2 separate regions of the Mus musculus genome follow, and region 1 is linked to region 2. The links are chromatin loops, found by intact Hi-C in ENCODE. Cell type or tissue: left cerebral cortex. All regions are shown on one strand. Links, peaks and the distances in the headings refer to the core of each region. The heading gives the core; the rest is flanking DNA. Region 1 overlaps Prickle2 (prickle planar cell polarity protein 2). Region 2 overlaps Prickle2 (prickle planar cell polarity protein 2).

Evidence for each region. A loop is a pair of places that touch in the nucleus more often than their neighbours do. Peaks named below come from ENCODE experiments on the same cell type or tissue, not always from the same donor. Only the 100,000 strongest peaks of a DNase experiment are listed, where the experiment ranks them.
Region 1: a loop joins it to region 2, with 2.2 times the contacts of the local background. A loop is called at or near these places in 7 of 42 quality-filtered maps.

The regions. Positions count from the first base shown.
Region 1 is chr6:92,660,916-92,669,247 of GRCm38, forward strand. All of the region lies in intron 2 of Prickle2 (prickle planar cell polarity protein 2), which reads right to left. Among named protein-coding and RNA genes, the nearest start is that of Prickle2, 41 kb to the right of the region's middle. In left cerebral cortex, for the core only: a CTCF peak has its summit at 4,754 (motif pointing left); DNase peaks (open chromatin) are centred at 1,814, 2,696, 3,150, 3,945 and 2 more places; H3K27ac peaks cover 4,749 bases.
Region 2 is chr6:92,418,569-92,426,900 of GRCm38, forward strand. It overlaps Prickle2 (prickle planar cell polarity protein 2), which reads right to left. Exons shown (of 9, transcript NM_001081146.2): 4 at 7,012-7,125; 5 at 3,763-3,900; 6 at 1,575-1,778. It overlaps Gm38862 (a long non-coding RNA gene), which reads left to right. Exons shown (of 4, transcript XR_869273.2): 3 at 3,268-4,044; 4 at 4,174-6,118. Among named protein-coding and RNA genes, the nearest start is that of Gm38862, 18 kb to the left of the region's middle. In left cerebral cortex, for the core only: a CTCF peak has its summit at 3,907; DNase peaks (open chromatin) are centred at 288, 3,936, 4,206, 6,620 and 1 more place; H3K27ac peaks cover 2,773 bases.

The sequences.
Region 1 (8,332 bases), core at 151-8,150, 240 kb after region 2:
TGAGTCATTGCTCTGAGTCTGTCTACAGGGCTTTCTTTAGCAGCTAGGTTGGCAGACCTGAAACACTGGGATCTATCCTGATCCCTTCATGTCTGGGACCAGACAGCTAACAGCCAGATACTTTTTTTTTTCTCATGGCAATGGCAAAGTGGAAGATGACAGCAGATCACGTCTACATTCCTAGTCTTTGTTTGCCTTAGGTTGACTGACATCTTACTGGCCCAGCAGGCCCATGGCCTGCTACCATGCTCCCTGACATGATAGCCATAGACTCACCCTCTGAGACCATAAGCAAGCCAGCAATTAAAGGTACTCTTTTATAAGTTGCGTTGGCCATGATGTCTTTTCACAGCAATAGAAAAGTAAGTAAAACATTAGTTGGAATCAGGAGTTGGTGGCCTATGGGGGCCATTCTAATTCAAACCATCACAAGCTCCAGGGAGTAATGTAGAAAGAAAAATAGCCCGGCATTTTGTGCCAGACAACCTTCTTTGCTTTTCCACAAAATGAAACAACTATCAATTATAGTCAAAATAATAAACTTAATGCACATTGATCTAAAAACATACCCTGAAAAGTTGAAGCACTTTTGTTGTTGCTATTCTTTTCCATACAACACTTATCTATGCAGAAAAGCAAGCTGTTGACAAAATTGCTTGGTGATATCCACTGGACTGCATATTATGGATCAAGCCATTTCCCAAGCCATTTGTTGGTTTGGGGATCTGCTGGCATAACCTTCTGTTTGGTGAAGTTCTCATTAGCAAATTATATCCCTGTCTAAATGATGGCTGACAAACATATTCTGCTCTTTCAAAGACATTTCATCCCAAGTCACCAGGCCCCAGCCTCAGGCATTTTGTTGTACTGAGAACAAATCCAGATGCCATTGTGCATCTTGGCCAGTGAGCAGGTGTCAGCTCCTTCCACATGACCTAGAGGCAGAGACCCAACTTTGGCCTCAGCTAGCAATGTCACCTCCGACGCTTACTGTTTCTCTGAAGTCCCACCTGGCACTCTAGACTAGCCAATGCTATGCCTTATCTGTGGCCATATGGCTGTCACCTCACCTCTCAGACCTTTGTCACCACCTCACTGTCTCAGTATTGTGGGTCAGCACCTTAAATACAACACAGCTGTGCTGGGGTCTCATGACTAAACTCCAACCCTGGGAAATACTTATTTTTATACTTTCCAGGGATTCCTGAGCTATTTAAATTAATTAATTCACGAGAAGCTGTCTTTCAAAACAAACAGCAAATATTTCTTAAAATAGGTTTTGGGGACACCTTTTAAAGCTACTGAATTGTACTTGGTAAAGCAAAGAAAGCAGAAACATCATTCATTCTCTCTTGCTTTCTGTTCACCAATTTTAAACAAACAAACAAACAAACAAACAACCCAAAAACCTGCAAAGCATACTTGAAAAAGGAAAAATAAATTTTAAAAAGGGCGACTGTCAATCATATAACTATGATTAGGCAGAACCCAAGTAGTTATCAGGAGAGGGTCCAAAGCCGTGTTCCATGGTTAACACAGGTCTTAGAAACGTTTACGAAGGGCAGCAACTCCAGCACAAAGGGCTGTGCCGTAGAGGACGTGGCAGTACCAAGGCTTCCATCCTGTTGAGCATGTTTCAACAGAACAAATAGTGTAGCAGTCAGATCCTACCAGAGCCAACGCCTTGGAAGCTCATGTAACAGAGAGACCCTAAAGTACTCTGTTAGTCAGGGTTCTCTTTGAAAGACAAACAGGAGATAAACACACAAGACAGATGTAAATCAGCAGGCAGAGGAAGGAAGGCACAGGGACTAAGGATAAGAGATCAGCTCCCACAACCACAGAGGCTGAGAAAGCCAAACCTTACAGTGTGTGCTAGTGTGCAAAAGACCCCAGTAGATGCACTGTCCCCATTGAAAGGCTACCAGGCCAAAAGAGCCAGTGCTGAGCATGAGGTGGGGAGGCTGGTTAACTCCCTCACACTGTAGGGAGGGTCAGTCCAGCTTGCCGGGTAAAACTCACCTCTATTTTGAAGAACAATCTGCTTTACTGAAGCCCAAATGACTTAAATGTTCATCTCATCCAAGAATACCATCACAGAAAAACCTAGAATACTGTAAGATCGACTAACTATCTGAGGGTGCACCTTGTGGCACAGCCAAGTTGACACACAAAACAATCCATCATGAACGGCTCAGTGGATTTAAAAATTCTGGAGACCTTTACTCAGGCAGATTTTTCTAGATAGGATGTGACAATTTCACTAAGAGCAGGTATGTGCTAGGAGGAAGAGAGGGAAGCCAAGGGGAGAAACCATTAACAGACAATGAGTCATCAGATCAGCAGCCCCTGGTACTCCTTCATCTGTATCTGCATCCCTAGATGAGGCTAACCAGCAGCGAGGAGGGTTACGTGGGAAAGCAATCAGAGAGCAGGACTTCTAGCTTGTGCAAGTACATGCACACCTATTAAAATCGAGCTCACAACTAGGGTGGATGTTTTCCTCGGACATGTTTCTCTCGTTTATAATTCATGGGGGGTGGGGGGTGGGGGGGTGGTTCTTCTGTGAATCCTCTGAAGGCTGCAGAGCCTCAGGCTGTAGCAGCAGGCTCTCAGTCCCAGCCCTACCTCCATTTTCTCCTTAAGTGATCTCATTCACAGATTTAAATACCATCAATATGCCTGTGCTTCCCAAATTTATGTTTCCCAGCCCAGATCTTCCCTAGCAAACAGCGATTTCATATGGTACAGCTTAATATAGCAACCAGCAGAAAAAAAAATTCTCACTCCTACCATCAGCTAGCTAGCTAGCGCTCTCTCTCTCTCTCTCTCTCTCTCTCTCTCTCTCTCTCTCTCGCCTTCTGGTCACATGGTTTGTAAACCCCAGAAAACCCATTAACTCTGCACCCACTGCCATTTATAACCTCTGTGAACTAGCTGCAAGGTGACTGTTCTACTTTTTTTTTTTTTTTTTCTGTTGCTGTGACAAAAAAACATTCTGATGAAAAGCAACTTAGGGCAAGGAAAGATGCATCTGACTCACGCTTACAGGTCCCAGCCCATCATTAAGAGAAGCCAGCACAGAAACTCAAGCAGCAGCTTGAGACAGACACCACAGAGGGACAGACACTCCTTGCTGATTGGCTCCTTTGTACTTAGCTCTCTTTCCTGTACAGCCTGAACCACCTGTCTAGGGATGGTTCCGCCCACAGTGGTCTGGCCCTTCCTACGCCAGTCAATCAAGACAATCTTTACAGACAGTCTATGGGTCAGCCTGATCTAGGCAGTCCCTCCACTGCAGCTTTCCTCTCAGGTGACTTCAGAGGCTAACCAGGAGAGGGACCAAGCTGTGCCTGTATTTACTTCAGAGGCATTTAGACTGTGGCTTTTCACTCCAGCATCTGTCCAACTTCTATCAAGTAGCTCCTGGGACCTGGTACTGGGTTTAGAGACCTGTGATCCAACACTGGCTAGAAATGCTCAGAACAAATCTGTTGGCTGACTGATGCCTCAGAGAATAAGACTCCCGTTTGGTAAAAATGCCCACCAAGGTTGGCATACCTGGCGGTTGCCAGGTAACTGTGGGGTGGAGTTTAGACAGAATGCTAACAAAGGCTGCTGTGTAAGCGTGAAGACAAGAGTTTGATCCCCCAAGCCCATGAAATAAAATACAAAAGCTGAGCATGTAACATGTACTTGTGACTCCAGAGACAAAGACAGGCAGATCCTTGGGGCTCACTGCCAGGCAGCCTGGCCTTATTGGTAAGCCCCAGGTTCCCAAGAGACACACTCCAAAAAAACCAAGGTGGACCACTCCTGAGTTTGTGTTTTGTATTCTGGGAATGAGCAGAAGCGCATGGGAGCTGGCCAGGCTTGCAGAACCAGGACCGTAGCTCCTATTGCAACATTCCTAGGGAGCAGAAGCAGGTTACTGCTAAAATTGGATCAGGCTCAGCACAGTCCTGATGGATAAGCTGACCCAGCTTCAACCTTCTGAGGAGGCATAGGCTCAGCTGGGGGTGGGGGGCGGGACACTAGAAAAGAGTAACAAAGCTCTTTGTCAACAACAGCACCTCCACCCCCCAGACATACCCATTTTCCTAGGAAATCTGTCCTCCAAGCTTCTGTCTCCAATGGAGAGGAAATAGGGGTTTCAAGAGCAATTTACCTGATACTCCCTGTTTTAAAACACATGACCAACTTAAAGCCCAGAGAACCACATAGCAAACCTGTCAGTTTCAGGGTTTCCATCTCCCCATGTGTGAACTGGCAATAGTAAGCAAATCCACTTAATGGGGGATCTGGGCTTATTTAAAGAGTGCATGAAACGGCCTTGGGAGAATGCCTGGCAGGAGAGAGTGAAACACACGTTTGGGATTCATACCCTCCTTCCAGGCTTGCCTCCTCAAGAGGGGACCGAGAAAATCTGACAGACCATGCGACAGTGTCCTTCCTATTCTGCATATGGAACAAAGCAAATAGGGGTTGCTTCTCTAAAATTAACCCCTTTCTATCTTTGAGCTAGAGAAACTAGACCTAACAGTTGTAGCAGGGGACAAGAAGGGAAGGAGGGCGCGGGGGACTCTTCACTTCAAGAACAAATGGCCTTCTTTAAACAAAAGGTGGGCTGAGGGGGGCAGCAAGGGATTTGCCTCTCTTATGAAGCCAGGCTAATTACTTTTCTGTAGGTTTTTCAATTAAATAAGCTCAGGGCCAAGGACACCTCGCCATATGTAGGAGACTGCCCTCTGCTGTGGGTTTTCATTACTGCAGGAAGTTTGGGTGTTTGGATTTTTCAGGTCCAGGAATTAATTCTAGGACTGTTGCCAGGAGAGGATGCTGGCCTATTCAACTCTGCCCTCTGCCCTCCAAAGAGAAAAAAGAACCCCCCAGTGTTTGCAATCAAAGGAAGAAATGTTTGGGGAGCATCCCAGACCAGAGGATGTTGTTAAGAACAAAACTACTCACACCCCTAATGACTCAGCCTTAAGGCCAGGGAAAGGCTCTCATGAACAAAGGCAGGGCAACTGTGGAACCATCCCTAAGGCTCATGCACACAGCAAGCTGTTACTCAATACCAGGTGGTGACCTGGAGGAATCGGCAAAAGGAAGCTCAAGTGATCAGAGTAGACTCACGATACACATCCCCTGTCCCTGGAGGGAAGTCTGGGGAAGGCCTGACAGGCAGGGAGAAAATTCATGACTCTGGCTTGTTGTGTATGGAAGATGGGGCACACACAGCACAGCATTGTGTGGCGATCAGAGGACAGGTCTGTAGAGTAAGTTCTTGCCTGTGCCTACATGGATTCCAGTGGCCCAACTCAGGTTTCCAAGCTTGTATAGCAAGCACCTTTCCTGCTCAGCCATCTTCCCTTGCCACGCTGTTTATTTCTTCTAACTGATTTTCTGTAATATTGTCATTTTCACTGGCGATTATTACAGATGTTCTACGGATATTCCCACATTTGTGAATAGCACGGATAGCCTACAGTTGCACTGAAACTTGGAGCTGCCAACATATCAGTTCCAACTTCTGCTGGGAGGAGCCTAAGCTGGTGAAATAAACCTTACCTCTACAGCTTAATAACTTTCTTTTACTTGGGGATGAGGGTTTCAGGACAGGGTTTCTCTGTGTAGTCCTGTCTATCCTGGGACTCTCTCTTTCTCTGTAGACCAGGCTGGCTTTGAACTCAAGAGATCTGCCTGCCTCTGCCTCCCATGTGTGGCACCATGCCTGGCTAACAAATTAATAATTTTAAAACTTGTGCAAGGCACAACTTTATGAGCCTGTTTTCTCATCTATAAAATGGGATTCCCACTTACCTTAGGGGGTTGTAGAGACTGGAACTCATATCGATATCAGTTAGCTCTGGAAGATAGTCATATTAGCCTGTGCTGACCTGTGGCTTGGAGTCCAGTCTAAAAGGATTTTACATGAAGGTAGGAAGCTGAATATTCTACGAGCTTTGCTTGAGGAATGGGGATGCCTCGTGAGGCAGAGACAGGGGCTCAAGTTTCACCTGGCTCTGTTATATCACGGCTCTGTTAGGCAAGCCCTTTCACCTCCCGGGCCTTCATCCTCCATGAAATAGTAATTATAAAACAACACCCACAAACAACAACAACAAAACACTCTTAGAGAATAGTAGTAGGCAAAACATTTTTCTAAGACACGCAAATAGAACACATAACCACAGTGATAAATATATTCAAGGGGCACTCCTGTCTAATGGTGTGTAACAAAGAGAAGGTGAACTAACAGTACTTAATTATGGATCCTCAGTCATAAACACTGATATTCTATAGGTTAGAAAAATATATGAGTTCCAATGGGATCCATTTATTGAGAACTAACAATCAAAATGAGATTTCAATTTAAAGGGGTTTTTTAAGAGAACGGGAAGCTTACTATCCTATTATCCCTACTATTATGATTGATGCTGCTCTTAGTCTAGAGAGGCCATGTTCATGAAGTCATAGCCTAAGATCTGAGAGAGTGAATGCAAGATTCAAAAGTATCCTCAAATTATGTTAGGACAGGACGGGTAAACAGAGGCAGAAGAAATCTAGCTTCCAGAGAGAGAACACAGCTCAAAAAGAAAAAAAAAAAGTTAAAAAAAACCCCAAAACAACAAAAAACCCTACTCTCTAAAAATGAAGAGCACAGTCTAACTGAAGTTATTAAATGGCTTATAATCAAGCCTGACTTCATTCCTGTACCGAAATGTATTAAACATACGGGTCAGCTTTCAAAAGAATGGCCCCGTTTGCTTTATTATTCTTGCATAGCTCTGGGCTGTTACTGCAGGCTCTCCAACTGGGCATCAGCAGAGGTGGGATTCCAATAATCTCTACAGCACAGTCCTGGAATCTGTATGCAGGAACAGCTCCAGGATGTCACAATTAGTTCCATGTGTGAGAAAATGTGAGATATAATACATTTATGCATTGCCCTGAAAGATGTCTTGTTTTCTTTCCTATTGTTATGTAGTTTTAAAGAGAACCTTTATATCCCTGCTGTGGGACTCAGATTCCCAAGGATAAATGAAAGGGTTAGAAACAAAATATGTAGATAAAAATGTGTCTATCAGGACTCTGGTCATGAATAGCCCTAAATCAGAGGATACATCTGAATATGGATATAGGAAACTTTTGAAAGGAAATCAGTTAACATTCATTTAACACATACCATCTTTTCTTACTTAACTGTTATTTGGTCAGGCTAAGGGAAATAGCAGAAAGGAAACAATCAACTGTTAGAAAAACATCTTCTATTACAGGAAAGTTGGGTAAGGCCTCTTTGTTGACATGGACTCAAGCTCAAGAAATTAAGTACCAGTCATAGCATCTAATAACAGCTTTTAGCCAGTGTTAGGATGTATGCTTAAGCCTCCATATGCAGTTAGCTTTCCGTGTCTGAGAGTTCTATGCTTGAGATACGTAGTTCACAAGGTTACTATAGAGACTAAATAATGATGACTACCACAGTCTATGGTTGATATTCACAGGCTGCTGTTTCAAAGACCATGTGGATTGAAAATTCTGAGGAGATGGCAGTCCTTTCTGTAAATTAGCATAGCATTTGCATTTAACCTGTACAGGTGCTCCCGGATACTTTCAAGCATGTCCCACTACAGCTTCAGCGCTAGATGTGCTGCAGGCTAGCTAACCATATGGCCCAACGCAATATTGTAAAATTAACATTATGGTTAATTTTTTAATGATTTTTATGATTTTATTTTGCATCTTAATTATGCAGTTCTCCTGCACGAACTTTGAAGACTGTCATGCCACAATGTCAAAAGACTAGGCACACGTACACCTTCCTCGCCTGTAAATCACTTTTACCAACTGGATCCAAGAGGTATGCCACATGCTATCCTTAGTCTAAGATACTTTATGGCAAAGAAAGGACCCTTGTTTATGTTAAAGTAACATTTTGAGTAAAAATCTTGTTTTTCAAGCATTGACCAACAGGGTATGTGAGGGCAGAAAGTCTTCCATGGAGGAATTTCTCAAACTACCAAGGGCAGATACACGCTGAAAAAATTAATGAGCACAATTACACTGTAAAGGTGCAGAGGTGGCTGTTATTTAAATGTTAATGACTTAAGAGAGGGACATTTTTCTCAAGGCCAAACTTAAAGAAATTCCAAGTCTATGGTGCCAGCAAGGAGGCTGTGTGCAGCCAAGTGTGGAGGTGGGAGCTGAAGTGGGCTTCAGAGTGGCTATTGCCTGTTAGCCAGGCAAGCTGCCCTGTGTCACACTCTTGTGGACAGCTTTTGGAGGAAGAATTACTTTCCAGCTAACTGTCTTCACTGAGAGCAGAAAC
Region 2 (8,332 bases), core at 30-8,029:
CCACAAGAAGGAATGAAGAGCTAATATTTGCTATAACATAAATTAACTATCAAAACACTGTGCTAGGTGGTAGCAGCCGGATACGAAAGGAAACATTACATAATACTATTCATTTGAGATGTCTAGCATTCTTGAATCCAGAGACAGGGACAAAGCTGGGAAAAAGGGTTAAGAGGAAGAGAATGGTATCTAGTGGATATAGGTTACTGACTTTTTGGTTGCTGAACACGATTCAGGATCAGGAAGTAGAGATACTTGTTCAGCTTCATGAATGTGCACTTGTGTGTCTGAGCCCGAAGGCGAAAAGACTGCCTCAAGTTCCCAGAGTTTGGCTCATATCCAGTTTTCTAGCAAGGGCTGGAGAGTTGAGCACTTCAACCTTACCATCAGAATCTACATAAGTAAAGGCTCGCCAAATCTCTAGAAAAGTGGACCCCCTCAGGCAGTTCGTAAGAGACAAATATCCTTGTCCTGGTGGATCTGACAGACACAGAGAATGCTGCTTCCAGATCTCGATTTATAAGCTCAGCCCGAAGCACAGAGCTACTCTGTGAATTGGAGTCCCCTGTCTAAGACTTTCCTCTAAATGGTTCCTATAAGGGGTCAGGTTTAGAACACTCTTCTTTCTATTCCCAGCTTCTACAGTGAAGGCAAGCTTTCTGCTCTGGTGTGCCATGGTTACTTGCTACTTGGGTATGCTTCTAGTAGGGAAAAATTGCCAAGCAGGAGCCTTGTATGCCATTCTGATTTCTTAGGACAAGGCTTTCAAAGACCTGTAGTGGCAGGGGTGGAAGGATCCAGATAGGTATCCATTGACTTCTAAAGCTTTTGTGGGAGAAAACCCAAATACTACCACCCACTTTATTCTCCTCTCTAGACAGTTTTTTTTCCTAGAGAATCTTCTAGAAGTGGATCTCTATTTCAAATGTGGACTTTCCAGATTTTTAGCTGAAATCTAAAGTTATTCAAAGACTTCTGCATGCATGCATGCATGCATGCATGCATGTATGTATGTACGTATTGTGTATATGTCTATATGTTTAATTATAAGAGATCTTGTACCAGTTACATGCCATTTGAAAATTTCAGTGGCTGTACCATGTGTCCTCCCCTTACTCTATTCCTACACAGGAGTCTCTGAATCCATCATGATGAGTATGGTCAGCCAGATCCACTGTGACTGGGGCATGGGTGATGTTTCTTTCTGAAAAGGGTAACATAAGTGAGTAGAGTCACCTATGGCTGCCTCCCTGTGTAGGAAGTTAAAGGTCATGAGCATACATATGCAGCATAGGGATGGTGGGGAGGGGTGAAGACACTGGGGATGATCTATGGGAGATGTAAACGTGTGTGTGTACGTGCGTGTGTGTGTGTATGTGTGTGTGTGTGTGTGTGTGTGTGTGTGTGTGAGAGAGAGAGAGAGAGAGAGAGAGAGATAGAGAGAGAGAGAGACACAGAGAGAGACAGAGACACAGAGAGAGACAGAGGCAGAGATGACACTGAAGGTGTCACCCCTATCTTCCAGGAATATGCAGGAACAGTTAAAATATTCACACGTGGGCAGGGGCTCTAACCTCATCACAGGCTGCACAGCGTGGCTTCAGGCACTCTGCATGGTGCCTGCCACAGTAGATCTTCCCATCTTGGTAAAAGTAGATGAGGTCAACCAGAAGCTCATTGCAGACGGTGCATACGAAGCAGGGTGGATGCCAGCAGATGCCATGGCCAGCACGTGATGCAAACACAGCGATGTCGCCGCCCTTAATCTGCCCTCCGCACTGTGAGGGAAACAAACCGCAGCAGCATCAGCGGGAGCTCTCACAATAGTGAAAGAATGATCCAACTATTACCAACGGCTAGCTACTAGGGAGTTATATGGACACTAGTTAGTCCCTTGCTTTACATACCTGGTAGGGCAGATTCCTCTTGTTCTTTCCAGGAGCCCCTACCCCAGGGCCTAAGTAAGACAACTTGAGTAACAGAGAGTGAGAAACTTAAGGTGTGAGAGATGGATGCTCAGGATGGTAGTGTACAAGGGGATCAGCAGACATCAAGCCAACTTACAGAGCATGAAGCAGCTATTACATATCTCTTACATATCCCAAAGCACGTGCTGAGACACAGCCAAGTTAACATCATTAGGAGAGGCTACGGAGAGGGGGCTTGGCTGGGGCGAGGGCCTGCATTGCTGAATGAGAGGGGACTGGGTACATAAACCCATTTACTCTTAAATAGCTTCTTCCTTTCAGGCATGCTTTTTAGCTCTCTTCTAGCATCTCTTCATATAATCTTGATTGAACAGCTCTACTCTTCAAGACCAGAGTATACAAAGCAGAAATGACAGATGACTCATGCTTACAGCTAGGGTTAGAATACAGTTATGTTCTGAGGGTCTTGGAGGAGAAGGAGGAGGAGTGGGCTTATAAAGATGCTCTCTGTTCATCATGGTATTGGTCATGAGGTCATGGCACGTGTCTAGCAGGATGGCTCACGTAGATGGATGGGCTCTACAGACAATGACTGGGGACTAAAAATGGTGCCTCCAAGCACTTCTCCCAGTGCAGATCTTGTATGATTTAGTATGATCCATAGAATGAGGGCACAGACTTGAGGAATGGTTTCTAGTAAGTTGTGTATGTGATACTACAACACAGAAGGCAACAACCCTCTCTTCCATGATTATGAAAGAACGACTAAAGTATCCACACACATAATCATATATAGTCTCAAGGACTCATTTCAAGGATAATGACCCATTGCCCCCTCACTGGTCAAGCAGTTTTGTGATTCATGACCAGATTTGTTCAGTTATTTCCTGTGAAATCTCAAAATGGAGTTCTAAAGACTACCCTACTCCTCTCAGATAGTCTCCAGCTTTCTCTCAACAAGCAGCGAGACTCTCACCCAGAGCTTGAGTTAGAAGATGCTGCACAGAAACTGGGAAGATTGAGAGAAGGGTAGGCAATGGTGGGCTTCCCTGGAAAGCAGGAATGGGAGGGAGGAGGGGTGAGGTTAGCCGCCTAGGCCCGTGACATGCCTTTCCTCTACCACACCCTAAGCTTGCTACAGCAGAGTAGGCAAAAGGTACATCTAGATCCTTCAACTCAGTGATGTCTTAAAGAGATGGCATGGGGTTTCTTAGACCCTCAAACTCAGACTAAGGTTAGGTGCCACCTCTCATATGGTCCCTTTAAAGGTCATCCATGCTGGGATGGTCCTGAATGAGAAACTGACTCATGGTCCAGATAACTAACTCTATTTTCAAAGGATGAAGCCATCACTCTGTGTGGTCCTTCCAATTGTTTATATGGCTCTCCATGAACTCTGCCTCGATCTGCCACGCCTGCCCTTTATGCCTCTGGATCCAGCCACAGGCCAGCTCACTGTTTCTTGTGCACAGGAGTTATCCTCCTGCCTTAAGGCAAGGTCTGCATGCTTCTTCCTCTGTACATCTCTGCATGCCTTTGCTCAAGAAACCACCTTCTCAGTGTGGTCTTTTTTGACCGTCTTGCTCACGGCTGCAGCCACCCTGCCTTCCTAGCCCTTCCTGCCCCCTTCCCTGCTGCAGTTTTCCTATTTTACTGATTTGGTTTTTGTCTGATGTCTTCCCCTGGTGCATACCTCTTTCATGAGGAAAACTAAGCTTTCATGTCTTATGCTCACTGCTGTATCTTCAAGGCCTAAAAGCAGGCTGAGCAGATAACAGGCATTTGATGCAGTCACTGTAGAATGAACCTCTTCCCTGTCCCGGTCCATCCTCACCTGTTCACAAATAGCTCCTGTCATGGTGACGGGGAAAGGCCTGACATTGCCTCGGCCCAGGTTCTCACGTTTCCTCTGGTTGCTGAACAGCTTCAGTTCCCTCTTCTCTTCCTCGTCCAGGGAGTTGCAATACCGAACCTGAACACATAGAGGGCGACAGCACAGAGGAGGCGTCATTGCTCCAGGGAAGTACTGGCATCCCCACCCAGGGCTCACAGAGACTCTGCTACTTGGTTTGATACTTGCTGAACGTTACCAAGTCCGCGCTTGGAGCTAACCAAGGTGAGCCAGCACCAAGAAGGGTGATAAGCAAATGGGCTTTCTAAAGGCTGTGAACTCTGGAGTTCATGCTTCAGGCAGGCTAGGTGTTTGAGAACTGCTCCTCACCCTTCACACTCTTCCCACATGCAGATCTAAGTCACCAAGAGTGGCTCAGAGACGACAACTTCTGGGAACATTCTACTTTCCAAGCTGTAAGGAGCAGAAGGTTTCCTGTGTCTACGGGAACGGCCCCCACAAAGAGGAATGGCTGCAACCTGGCTGTAGGCATGCACACATATATCATCTGGCCTCCGTCTCCCTTTGGGATGCAAGAATAGGTGGACTTTCGCCTGGATTTCTACTAGTGTGACAAATATGAGAGAGATTTCTTTCTTCTTTTTAAACCACAGAGTGTCAAAGAATTAAGGGAGGGTCAGTGAGGGTATACGTATCCAGAATCTGTCATTCTGTGCCACTGTTTATGCCCTTTGGTGATTGTGTCATAATCCTGAGCTATTGTTTATTGATGCTACTTTTAACTATGACTCACTTTTAGATGCATTTATTTAAAAGGAAGGTAGATTGCAGCTACACACAGGAAAATCAGTCACCCACAAAGATGGGTGACTCTGAGCCACTCTAAAAGCATAGAACAAAACCAGTTTCCCCCAGGTGACCACTGCATCTTCAGCAGATGTTAAAACTGATGTGCTTGCTTAAAATGGGAGAACAGAATGGGCTGCAGGGGCACTAGGATGCCTGCTAGGACCAGGCCGAGCGCTTCTCCTTATCCGATTATGGCAACACAAAGAGGAAATGTGATTTAAAAGGAAATAAAACTTTCATTACAGATTCAATGTCATATACTGCCATGTTCAACTCCTACCCCAAGTCATGCTTATACCTTCCTTTGGGATATGTGATCCTAAAGCTCTTCATGGTTTCTTCTGGAGTAATCTATATATTAGAAATGTTGGCTGAATTGCGCAGATAATCTTTCATAAAGACAATGACAGGAAGAGCTTTCGATGAGAGGACTGTTGTGTGCTAATCTGAAAGTCAGAACAGCTATGTCTGTTCAAATCGTGTTGTCTACATGAAAAGAGAACCATTAAGTCTTTGCTTCAGAGTCGATCTCTGTCTTCAGAAGCGGCCATGCCACCATGCCAAATGAATCAATCCTGTCTACTGGCTTTCATCGATCACATTGTACCAACATGGAGTCGTGATCCAAGTGATGTCTATTTAATGAAAGTACTTTTAAGTATAAACAGAATGAACCACTACAAGCATGGGACAGATCATTGTCTTCTCTCAAGTGATAGTTAAAAAAAAAAGTCTTCAGAGGAATGTTCCAGAAACCTAACAGCCCAGAAAACATGGTTTCACCAATGACATTTTATGGGCTTGCTTTAAAAACAGGCACACCCCTCCTGCTTGTAAAAACTTGCATTTTCACCTCCAGATTAGTTAACTGGGCATCCGGTTACAATGTTTGCTTTCATCTTTAAAGGAGCCAACTTTTGTGTATGTTTTATGAACTATGAAATAAGCAGCAGGAGAGAGAGAGAGATGCAGCTTTCTAGGGAGTCGCCTGAGTTTTTGAGATGTTGTCTCACTTATTCAGATTCATATATTTATTTCTGCAGTGAGGAGGATTAAGCCCAGGGCTTTGCACATGCTAGGCAAGGGCTGTGCTATGATCTACAGTCTCAGTTCCTCAGTAGTAGCGGCTCAGACTGTCTCTTTTGGGGCCAGCAAGATGGCTCAGTGGGTGGAGGTGCTTGCTGCGAAGCATAATGTTCTGAACCTGAGTTTGATCCTTCCACATGGTGGAAGGAGAGAGCCAATTCCCACAGATTGTTCTCTGACCTTCACATACATGCTGTATTATGTGTGTTTTACACACACACACACACCATAAAAATACAAAAACAAATTACTCCCTTTTATGTAAAAATGTCACCTGGGACTCAGGCCATGTATGTGATGAGTTGGTAGAAACTGGTATCCAGATCTCTACAGGGGTAATTTTTTTCTTTCAGTTTAAAATTAATTATACTTTTGTTTTAAATATAGAGCTAACTAGTGCAAATCTGTAAGATTCTTGATTCTTGAAACCAGATACCTACAAATTAATTTCTAGCTTAGAAGCCTGACTTCCTCCCACACAATCTTTTAAAAGCTTGCTTACAGACTTCTTCCTGAGGATCAATGTCATTTCAATAATAAGTGACGCTGGCCAGGCACGGTAGGTTGTCTGTAGCCAGCTCTCAGAGAGGGGAGATCTGAGAGGTCACTGAGCTGCTGACAGCATTCTGAGTTATCCTGAGAAAAGTGAAAGCCAGCCTCAAAAAAAAAAAAATCAAACTAATCAAACTCAAATAAATACATGCCTGCTTACAGAGCTGTGTTTCTGGGACTAGAAAAAGGGAATGCCCATAATACTTCCAAGACAAAGATGGGTGACTCTAACAAGGTTGACTTTGCCTTGATAAAAATCCTAGTGAGAGCTGCCATTCTAGACCTGTTACTTCAGCTGCCCTTGACATGGAGAGCCTGCTCATTCGCCTCTTAGGAAACAATCCTGAGAATCTGAGAGACTCACAGTGTTTCTTCTGGGCATGAAGTGGTCCTTAGTCATCTTCCCAACTCCCACAAGCGGCTGGCAGGACACAGTCAAGTCAGAGAGCACTGGCCTGGGCTCTCAAATGTTAGTGCTTCCTGTTTCCTGAACTAGTCAGTCGTGCCAGGCTTGGAGTCTAACCCAGTCCAGGATGAGACTGGTTTTGGGGAGGGGGGTAGGAGGTGGGGTGAGGAGCGGTCCCCAGAAATATCTACCAGTTTCTTTAGATTCTAAGGAAGCCTAAATTTAATATCAATAGCCGGAAGTTTTTTGGCAGCAATCTTACTGATCACAATGATTAGGAAGAGGGACAATTCACAGAAGGTCCTGGAAACCAACAAAAGCCCCTCCGAGCACCTTACCTCATTGTCATGGGGCGGCAGCTGGTGCAGTAGCTGCTTGATTCGCAACTTCTCTCCAGCACTGTTGACATAGGGGACTTTCTCTTCTGGGAGGCAGCTATAATACTGGTGCACCTGAGGGACAGAACACACAGAGTGCTTGCCCATTATTCACCCCACGTGCCACCACCCCTCACCACCCTGAGGAAGGCTCACAGTGGAACGCCAGCTGCTTCCGTTGCTCCTACCACCCCTCAAGACAGTCAACTGCTGTCTCTCCTACCACACACACAGAAGAGCATCCTAAAAGACAGAGCCAAGTGAATTGCCCCTCACTTGGGGCTATCCCTCTCTGGAGAGGGAAAAGAAAATCAAAGAAATTCCTTGTCAAAGGAGAATTCACAAATGCACAGGTGAAGCCAGAGGGCAAGGCTTTCCCAGCCGACTCCCCGTGTTGCTTTACCATTTTCTGCGCTGCTGTCCCGAGGGAGGCACCTCTCTAGCCAAGGGATGTGTCAGCGCCTGCCTAAATACTGCTCTCAGACCTTTCTCTGGCACTCGGCAGGTTCCTGGGTGTCTCAGCCTCCACCTACGTCAAAAGCCCTCCAGGTCTGAGCTGTTTTTCAATGTAGGCAGCTCTGAAATGAGAGACTCAATGCCGGGTTGCAGAACACAGAACTGAACAGCAACAGCACAAGGACCTTTGGTCTCCTAAATGCTGCTCATTAGAATAGATACATCCCTGCAGCTTCTGATGTCTGCTCATTCTTAAACACTGGAGAAAGTACCAAGCATCCAGTTTTGCCTAAGAAAAGAAGGCAGATATTCTACTGAGGCCATGCACCCCTAGGATGTAGAAGGAGAAACAGAACAGGCTCAGCTTAATAATTTTCTCCCAGCAGCAGGCAGGAAGTTTTTTTTTTACTTCTCTGTGAATTAATATATATGTATATATATGTGTGTGTGTATATATATATTACATATTGGAGGAAGGAAAGGGAAGACAAATGGTGTAACTTGATTTTTAATTTAAATATTTGTTATATGTTTATGTGTGTATGTGTGCCCCTGTGAGTTTATGTGTGTCAGTGCTTCCAGAGGGTAGAGGGCAGTCATGTGGGTGAAGCTTTATGAGTGTAGCTTCTACCATCCTATTAGACTCAGTCTCACAGCAAACTCCCCAATCCTCTGGTCCTTAGATATGGCTGTGCTCCTGGACAGAGACAAAGACCATGTCCTTCCTACAGAAGTGACACACAGACACTTTACAGCGGTAGAAACAGGAAAGAGGAGACTCTCTAGGTAGAATACCCTGAACCCTTGTTGACCTGAGAAGTCTGTA